Regions from separate parts of the Mus musculus genome. Here region 2 is linked to region 1. A link is a loop called in an ENCODE intact Hi-C map of the cell type or tissue named here. Cell type or tissue: left cerebral cortex. All regions are shown on one strand.

Region 1 (5,000 bases):
GGTGGAGGCGGAGGCAAGTGGATCTCTGTGAGTTCGAGGCCAGCCTGGTCTACAGAGCAAGTTTGAGGACCGCAGGGCTACACAGAGAAACCGTGTCTCAAAAACAAACAAACAAACCAACCAACCAACCACCAACCAACCTCTTTTGAGCCCCAAGTCCACAGCTCATCCAGATTCACAAAGGGTGTGGTAATCAAATGAAAATGGCCCCACAGGCCCACGGATTCACATGCTTAGTCCTATGCTGGACTGTTTGAAAGGGCTGGGAAGTGTGCACTTGTTGGAGGATGTGTGTTACTGAGGTTAGGCACTGAGGCTTCAAAAGTCTAGGTCAGGCTCAATGTCTTCCTCTGCCTATTGCCTATGAACCAGGATGTAAAATTCTCAGCTACTGCTTTAGAGCCATACCTATCTGCTTTCCACCATGATGATCATGGACTAACCTAAAATCTAGGTAAGCCTCCAATTAAGTGCTTTCTATTATAAGTTCCTTTGGCCATGATGCCTTTCCAAAAACCCCAAATTCAGTTCCCAGCACCGCATAAAACCAGGTATGGTGTATGTGTGTTTATTTTAGCACTTGGGAGGTGGAGGCAGGTAGACAGGAGTTCAAGGTCATTCTCAGCACTGTACTGAGTTTGCGGCCAGGCTGATCTTACCCCTGAAAACAGAGTATTTTATTCCCATGAATTTGGTACTTATAACCAGAGATCTGAAACACCCCCCCACCCCCACAGGGTTTCTCTATATAGCCCTGGCTGTCCTGGAGTTCACTTTGTAGACCAGGCTGGCCTCGAACTCAGAAATCCGCCTGCCTCTGCCTCCTGAGTGCTGGGATTAAAGGAGTGCACCACCACTGCCCGGCTTTTTAATATTATTTATGTATGTGAGTACCCTGTCACTCTCTTCAAACACACCAGAAGAGAGCATCAGATCCCATTACAGATGGTTGTGAGCCACCATGTGGTTGCTGGGAAATGAACTCAGGACCTCTGGAATAGCAGTCAGTGCTCTTAACTGTGGAGCCATTTCTCCAGCCCCTGAATTTTTTTTTTAAAGATTTATTTATTTATGCACATTATGCATAAGAATGCTTTGTCTGAGTATATATCAGCATACCAGAAGAAGGCATAGAATTTCATGGAACAACAATTATAGACAGTTGTAAGCTGCCATGTGAGTGCTGGGAATTGAACTCAAGACCTTTGGAAGAATAGCCAATGTTCTTTTTTTTTTTTTAATTATTATTTATTTTCATATACAAAAAGATAAACCTTGAGATACTTCTAGACTTTTCCTCCTATTCTGATGGGGCTGTGGCTGCTCCTTCACACAGGGGGAAAAACTACATTCAATAGCCAATGTTCTTAACCACAGAGGCATCTCTTCAGTGCCTGGAGATCTGAATTTGATCCTTGGACCCTACATTAAAAGCCAGACAAGTATCATCAAAACTAAGGTAGAACTGGATCTAGTAGTGCATGCTTTTAATCCCAGCATGTAGGAGGCAGAGGCCGGTAGATCTCTATATAGTCTACACAGCAAGTTATGGCTGAGGCTACAGAATAGTAGTGCTCCTTCCTCACCGCCAAGAAAATCCAAGAGAATCAATTCGGGTATAAAGTTACTCTCTGACACCTAAGTACATTCACTGAGTGTCTAGCTAGAGCTAGAACTCTGGCAAAGTTACTGTCAAGTCTCTCTCTCTCACACACACATACATACACACACACATACATACATACACACACACACACACACGGCTTGGGGGTAGAACATGGACACACACTCACTGAGTGTCTGTCACTGAGCCTGGCACATGGCAGCCTCAGGAGGAGACGACAGGACAGAAGGGAGTTAGGAGATTTACTGCCAACTTCTCACTCGGAGGGAGGTTCCTTCTGTGTGGCCCTGCACCGCTGTGAAGCTCAGAGGTAGTCTATCTATGGACAGAGCTGTGCCACATAGCCTTTGAAATCTCCTGAGCAACACTGCCCAACACAGAGAACAGGCAGAGCTTTCTTGTTTGTGATGTTGGGTCTCACTTCCTGCCATGTGCTGAGAGCACAGCTCCCCACACAGGAAGGAACCCTCTTTCAAAGGGCTGGCAACCAGCAGAAACTGCTTTACAACAGTAGACAAAAGCCACTACTCATTCAGATGCTCTCCCCAGCTTCTTCCAGTTATTATAAATCCTTTCTACTCTCCCCACCAGCAGTCACTGGGAACAGAGCCTAACTTCTGGTGGGGGCAGCTCAAAGCTAGGGAGCCCAACAGGGCAACCGGAGAGCGCACGACTCCTGAGCCCGGTCACCATGTACCTTCACTCGCTCCTCTGGCCTCTTCACCACCTTGTCACTGAGGAATTTGGTAGGGATGAAGCCGGTGACGCCATTGTCTAGCCGTGTTTTCACACCAATGGCCTGACCAGGGCATGATCCACTGTCAAAATGGTTCCAGACCTGAAGAATAGAGAAAAGGACTATTAAAAATTCGGAAGCTCCGGCTGGTGAGATGGCTCAGCAAGTAAGAGCACTGACTGCTCTTCCAAAGGTCCCGAGTTTAAATCCCAGCAACCACATAGTGGCTCACAGCCATCTGTAATGAGATCTGGTGCCCTCTTCTGGTGTGCTTGAAGACAGTGTATTTACATATAACAAATAAGAAAAAAAAATTCAGGAGCTTGTTTGTACAGAAGAGAGCAGCTGGGGGGTGGGGGGCTGGAGAGATGGCTCAGTGGTTAAGGGTATTTATTGCCTTTACAGAGGGTCCGGATCCAATCACCAGAATGCAGTTACATAGCAGTTACAACCAACCCTAACTCCAGTTACAAGAAGTCTGACTTCTGAGGGCATCAAGTACACACATTACATAGTACACAGACAAAATAGTCAAACCTAAAGTAAAGTAAATAGATCAGAGAGAGAGAGAGAGAGAGAAGAGAGAGAGAGAGAGATGGAGGAAGGAGGCAGGCCAGGAAAGGATGCACACAGTAGGAGAGAACCCACAAGGTATCCTCTAACCTCCACACACATAAAATAAGTAAGAAAATTAAAAACCCCAAAAGAAAAGTGTATCCAATCAGCTACCCACCAAGGTAGAGTGTGAATATCCAGAGTACCTGATTTGCTGCTTGGCACTACAGGCCATTAGATGAAGCTTTCACAGGTAACTGACCTGCTTTCTAACCCCACTGTGATCCCTTTTGCTCTGTTCTACTTTAGTGAGAGTAACAAGTATCTATGCAGGAATTTGCTACAATGGACCTAATAAGTGAAAAACCAGAAAATGCTGGGTGGCTTTAGAAAAGAACATGATAATTGGGTGAGATGGTGCAGCCTTTAATCTCACTCAGCACTAAGGAGGCAGAGGAAGACAGATCTCTTAAAAGTTCAAGGCTATGGGGGACCTTTGGAATAGCATTGAAAATGTAAACGAGGAAAATACCTAATTAAAAAAAAAAAAAAAAAAAAAAGAATAAAAAAAAAAAAAAGTTCAAGGCTAGCCTGGTCTACATAAGTGAGTTCTAGGCCAGCCAAGGCTACATAATAAGACCTTGTCTCCAGGATAAAAAAAGAAGGCAGGCAGGCACATAATGCCTAGAAGAACAGATGGAAAATTAGAGTGGGAATAATATAAAAATCGTAAAGCTGACATGTACTTTCAAGCCAGTGTAAGTAAGGCTACTGCGCTCCCTGCGGTGAGCATGCGTTGAGCGGTGAGCATGATTCTCATGGCCTAACTTGCTGTAGTGACAGGAGGAAAGTGGGACAAGAGTTAAAGGTTACAGTGACTGCAGCAGAATAGATGGGGACACCCAGGAAAGGACTTCATGGTAAGAGTCCCCCTGTGCCTTTGTGCACTTGTTTGGTGAGAACATGACCTGAACACGACCATTTATCTCTCCTCAGCAAACTTTAGTCAAGGAAGCTTACGGCAGTAACACGCAGCACATACCTCGCTTAGCTCAGGGAAGTTGTCTTGTTGACAGAAGGGGCACTGCCACAGCCCTGTCTCATCATTTCGGATGGCCTGGTCATAGCTCTCACCCTGTGGGCGCCTGTGAGCAATGCCGGTAACATTGCAGATGATAAGCTTTCCTGTAGGAAAGAAAGCTGGTTAGCAGGATGGAGAGGCAGATCTATCTACAGAGATCTGACTCCTACCCACCCACTCCCTTTGCTGACACAACATCCATCTTCTGGCATCTCTGTTGATTTCTTTCTCATCCTGGAGGACAGAGACCTCCCTGGACTCAATACCAGGGAATGATGCCTAGAAGACGACTCCATGATGTCTAAAGCAAGCTACAAGTACAACTTTACTTCTATTCTGGCAGTGTTGGGTACTGAACTCAGGGCTCTGCAATCACTAGGAAGGGCTCCAGCAGTGAGCTACCAAGTCCTCCTTTTACTCTGTACTGTGAGACCCACTCTCACCAAGGCTGTACTTAAAATTTATAATCTTCCTGTGTCACCCTCCCAAGATGGTAACGTATCAACTGATGCCTGCATCAACAAGTGTAACTTGATCTCAATTTTGACTTCCAGTCTAGGCCCTACATTCTTTCCCAAGAGCTGAACTGGTCAATTTTGTTCACTTGACACAAACTAGAGACGCCTGAGAAGAGGAAACCTCAAATGTGGAATTAACTCAATCAGATTGGTATGTGGACACTTCTTAGGGGGCTTTTTTTTTTCTTTTTGACTGCTAACTGATGTCAGAGGGCTTAGCCTATTGTGGGCAGTACCACCCCGGACAAGTAGTCCTGGAATGTGGAAGAAAGGCAGAGGAACAGGAGCCAGAGAGCAAGCCAGTAAGCAGGTTCCTCCAGGTGCCTATTACAGCAGTGCACGCCTCGAGCTCCTTTCCTGGCCTCCCTCCATGATGGACTCCTGCCTGTAAGATGTAATAAGCCCTTTCCTCCTCAAAAGTCGCTTTTGGTCAGTGTTTTATCACAGCAGCAGGAAAGCAAACTAGGACAAAAGATCTCTTGGTCT
Region 2 (5,000 bases), 51 kb after region 1:
AGCAAAGTCCTGAAGAGTGGTCAGCTGGTGAGTACGTCAGGGTGATTGTGGGGCTTCATAGCCTCTTGAGCATGGGTATGAAGGAGCTTAGGGTCCTTGTGTTGTTAGATTCTGTGCCTTTAAAGGTTTTTCCCAAGGCAATGCTCAACCAGTATTCCTAACCATTGTAGCTTTGTTTGTTTTGTGGGAGACGATTTTGTCATGTGTAGCTATGGCTGGCCTGATATGTAGCCCAGTCTGGCTTTGAACTCATGGTGGGCCTCCTGCTTTAGTCTTGAGAACTAGGATTATAGGTGTGAAATACCACACTGGTTCCAGACCATTCCAATTTGATCTAAAACTTTAAACCTCCCTTCACAGGAGGATACATGTCTGGTAGAGCTCTCACTGGCCCTGGACCTGCGCCTACAGGTCAGCGTCAGCAGTTGGCATCTGACGGCTGTCACTGTGGATGTGTGGACACTCCATGCTGAGCTGCATGAAGGTCTCTTCCATAGTCAGCTACTGTGTCATGCCCCAGGCCGGATTTCCAAATCAGTTTCTTGTTCAGGTAAAGCCTCGGTCATTGAGTTTCTTGGCTGCTGTAGTCTTGGGGATTATTTTGGAAGTAGAAAAACCAGTGACTTGGCCCCTTGTTGAGGTGTGAGTCATTAGACACAATGGCCTTTGATTAGGTAGAGGGAGAGGAAATAGGTATTTCCGTGTTCTGAGTCAAAGAACTTAAACCTAATGGTTACTGTGAGTTAGCACTGCATGTTTTATGTATGTTTTTACTATCTTTTTTTTTTCAAATAAAGAAACAGGCCTAGAACATTTTAGTTAGCTGACTTGGCTGATGTCTTATAGTTAGTGAAAGTAAGTGTAAATTATTTGACAGTTAAGTCCATATCTTCTCCATTATACCTAACTATTCACTTTACTGTTTATGCTTTTAGCGTTTTAGAGTCTGGGAACGGAAGTATATCAGATACCTGGGTCTGTGATGTTTTGGGCCTTGTACCCACTTAGGCATTTGCTTAGCTTATCTTTTTACCTTCCTATATGTGAGGATTTGACTGAAGAGGGGCAGGGCTGGGAGAATTTGAGAATGTTAAGGAGTAATCAGGTTCTCATGTATATTATTCATTCCTATTTCCAGATTTGACTGAGAACTTTGCTGAACCAACTCTGCCTGGCCTATACCTCCTCCAGCGGCTGCCAGACCAAGTCAAGGTGAAGATGGAGAACACAAGTGTGGTGTTGTCTATGAACAGTCAAAAACGGTAAGGACCCGCGCAGACTGAGGGTGATCCCATGGCTAGTCTTAGTACTCCCTGAGCCTGTGTGTGGAGAGCAGGGAGAGGCATGCCAGCTGGTTCTGATGTGGACTCTCTCTGGTCCAGGCACTTGACTTGGACACTGAAGCTGCTGCATTTCCTGTACCACCGTGATGAGGACCAACTGCCGCTTCGAAGCTTCACAGCAAACTATGATATGGCACAGATGAGCACTGAACTCCTATTGGAAGGTTCATGGAAGGGGTTACTGGTACTAAGAGATGGGAGGACCAGGCGTTCTGTGTTAGTGCCCTACTGGGTTTAATATCACTGTGGGTGGAAGGAGAGAAGATGAGATATCCCTGACTCAAAGTGTTGATGGCAGTGTTCTCATCTTTTGCCCGCACTTGCCCTTTTCCTAGTTATACTTTGTGGCTTCCCCTCATCTGTTCTTTGGCTTCTTACAGATGGGTTGTTGCTGTCCCAGAGTCGCCAACGAATTGTCTGCCTCAACTCCCTCAAGGCTAATGTGCAGGTAGCTGCCAAGAACCTATGTCTGCTCTCTTCATGTTGCTGCATGGGCCAGTTCTGGGAATAAAACCCATACTTGGGGTCTTCTCATTCCCAGGTGACCACCATCGACCTCTCAGCTTCTCTAGTTCTGAACACCTGTATCATTCATTACCGACACCAGGAGTTCTCTCACTGGCTCCTTATGCTAGCACTGGAGACCCAAGGAGCCAGTTCACCTGATCTTAAACAAAGAAAGAAAAGGTGAGTCTTAAGTTACCTCTCACCAGGTATACTCTTTTTAGCCTTAAAGTGACGCCTTGTGTTAACTATAGATTTAATTGTCTGAGTTCTGTACATCTTCATTTCAGAAGCAAACCTGTTGTAGATATATCTTTCCTGTTACAGGGATGATATCCTTTGTTGGTATGAAGATACCTTTTTTTTTCTTTTTTTTTTTTTTTTCTGTTTCTTTGAGGAGGATGTCATTTTTATGTTTTCATCCTCGGTACCTAGCACAGTGCCTTACTTACATAAGAGAAGTGGACTGGGGTGAGAAACAGCATCTCACCTGCCCTGGGCTGTGAGCTGGGCTGTGAGCTGGGCTGTGAGCTGTATAGAGTGTGTGTGTGTGTTGCTCTGCACACAGAAAGTGATTTGTAAGGGATGCTTCTTGTGACTAGGATGAACCATGTGATGCTGCCCTATTCATTATATTTGGCTGTCAATGTGTACATTTTGTAATTTTGTCTTTTTTTTTTTTTTCCAGACATAAAAATTCTCTGTGTTTCTCTGTGTAGCCCTGGCTGTCCTAGAACTCACTCTGTAGACCAGGCTGGCCTGAAACTCAGAAATTGGCCTGCCTCTGCCTCCTGAGTGCTGGGATTAAAGGCATGTGCCACCACTGCCGGACAATTTTGGTTTTTTTTTTTTAAACTTTGTCTTCATATCTTTCTGCTGTTCCTTCAGAATACCATTGGGAGGAACAGCAATCTGAAGGACTTCACTTTTTACTTTGTAGCTGTGGCCAGGCCCAAAACTAAACTGTCAGCAGTTTTGAGAACTCTGTTCCTTGACAGGAAGTGGCTATTATAATGATGTCAGTCTTATCCCTGTGTAGAACCTTCCCTCAGATCCTGGCTCCCATTATCTTCAGCACCTCAGTCTCCAATGTCAGCATTTCCATTCAGCTTGGAGATACACCACCGTTTGCTTTGGGGTTCAATTCCATCTCCCTGGGTAAGGCTCAGGGATGGGAAGGGAATGAGGATTTGCCCTTTGGTTATAGCTATGCCTGTTTCATGGCCACGGTGCCTTAATTGACTACCTCCTTACCATGTATTTCAGACTACCAGCACCTCCGGCCACAAAGTATCCATCAGCGAGCAGTGCTAACTGTAGATCATCTCTGCTGGCGTGTGGGCAGTGACTCCCACATTCAGCGGGCACCACATCCACCTAATATGCATGTTTGGGGCGAAGCACTTGTTCTGGATTCCTTCACACTACAGGTAGGTGGGTGCTGTGTGGTGAGTCAGGGCCCACGGAGTGCCCTGTCCTGACACGCATCTGAGGCTGGAGTGTGCCCTTGGTGTGGGGGCTGCATCAGGGTCTCCTAACTGCATCGGCATGGTTTCAGTGGGTTTCCTTTCTTTTCTAGGGAAGTTATAACCAGCCCCTGGGCTTGTCCAGCACCCAGTCCAATACTCTTTTTCTTGACTGTACTATTCGAGGACTTCAGGTAGAAATATCAGACATCTGTGCCCAGTGTCTGTCTCGAGTCCTCTCCTTGGTGATTCCACAATCTGAAAGGTCAGCTGTCTCTAGGAAGTCGTCACTTGGGGAGTCTGTGACCTTACTGTGGAAGGTCGACTTGAAGGTGGAAGACATGAACCTGTTCACTCTTTCCGCACTGGTTGGTAAGTGGAACAAGAAGTCTGCTGAAATTCTTCTTTTCATTAAGGAAGCTTATTATCTGGGTAGCCTCCTTGTTAGAGGGACAAAACGTTAGAAAGGCTTGGATGACAAACTTTGTTCTACTTCTTAGTGTCTATTGAAGAAGGAAGTATTTAAAAAAGACACAATGGGAAAAACTTAACCTTGGCGTGATCAGAGGATGAGGCCTGTGTGGTGTGTCTTTTGATTTTTTTTTCTCAAGACAGTGTTTCTTTGTGTAGCTCTGGCTGTTCTAGAACTGAAGTAGACCAGGCTGGCCTCAAACTCAGATTCTCCTGACTCTGCCTCCCCATGCTGGAATTAAAGGCATGCAACCAGCTTTTTATTTTCTTGTGTATAGTTCTGGAGAGTAAATGATGTATGGATAATTCTAGACACTGAGAAAGTTCATTGACTTTGCCAGGTCTAGTTAGGTAAGAGAAGAGAAAGTTTTCCTAACATACTAGGAATCACTTAGGAGAAGTGTTGGCACTAAAGACAGTAAAGGGATAAGAAAGGACAAAGGACAGGTTGTCACTTCAGAACTTAGAATGTCTTGGTTTCTTGATGCCAGGTGCTTCAGAGCTACGACTGGACACACTGACTGTCTTGGGTAGTGCTGAGACCTCCACTGTGGGGATTCAAGGACTTGTGCTTGCATTAGTAAAATCAGTCACAGAGAAGATGCAGCCCTGTTGCAAGGCTCCTGACATCCCCACGCCAGTGCTGGGTCTCTCCATGCTCTCCCTCACCTATCACAGCAGCATCCGCTCTCTAGAGGTAATGCTTTAGGGCTATGGGCCAGATTGGATCACTTAAAGCATTTTTTTTTTTTTGACTAATGTTGTGAAACATAGAGGAAAAGGACAGCTGGTGTCCATCTTTCCTTACTTCTTAGATTTTAAACATTTTACTGTGTTTTTAAAAATACATGCAAAATAGAGACCATTTAAATTTTCATATTTCCAGCTTCAATAAATTCCCATTTGTAACTATCTTATTGCAGCTGTACCCATTTTAGCTTTCCCTACCCCAAGCTCTGGGGTCATTTTAAAGGTGATAACAGATAAATCATTTTAATTATAAGTATTTCCATGTCTGTGTAATATATACATATAACACACACATATATACATATATGACATATATATATATATATATATACACATATATATATATATACACACACACACATACACACACACGTGTGTGTGTGTGTGTGTGTGTGTGTGAAAATAAGAGGGCATTTTAAAAATTGGGGGTGGGAGTTGACTCAGCAGTTAAGGGTACTTGCTGTGA

The links. A loop is a pair of places that touch in the nucleus more often than their neighbours do. Peaks named below come from ENCODE experiments on the same cell type or tissue, not always from the same donor. Only the 100,000 strongest peaks of a DNase experiment are listed, where the experiment ranks them.
Region 2: it touches region 1 in a loop (2.6-fold over the local background); 11 of 42 quality-filtered maps call a loop at or near these places.

The regions. Positions count from the first base shown.
Region 1 is chr11:78,213,884-78,218,883 of GRCm38, forward strand. It overlaps Supt6 (SPT6, histone chaperone and transcription elongation factor), which reads right to left. Exons shown (of 37, transcript NM_009297.2): 27 at 3,958-4,100; 28 at 2,322-2,462. Among named protein-coding and RNA genes, the nearest start is that of Proca1, 22 kb to the left of the region's middle. In left cerebral cortex, a CTCF peak has its summit at 2,629 (motif pointing left); a DNase peak (open chromatin) is centred at 2,073; H3K27ac peaks cover 474 bases.
Region 2 is chr11:78,265,213-78,270,212 of GRCm38, forward strand. It overlaps 2610507B11Rik (RIKEN cDNA 2610507B11 gene), which reads left to right. Exons shown (of 39, transcript NM_001002004.2): 6 at 1-27; 7 at 361-550; 8 at 1,139-1,262; 9 at 1,383-1,507; 10 at 1,724-1,791; 11 at 1,885-2,030; 12 at 2,887-3,005; 13 at 3,114-3,277; 14 at 3,427-3,685; 15 at 4,276-4,481. Among named protein-coding and RNA genes, the nearest start is that of 2610507B11Rik, 6.0 kb to the left of the region's middle. In left cerebral cortex, no CTCF peak of the experiment used is centred here; no DNase peak of the experiment used is centred here.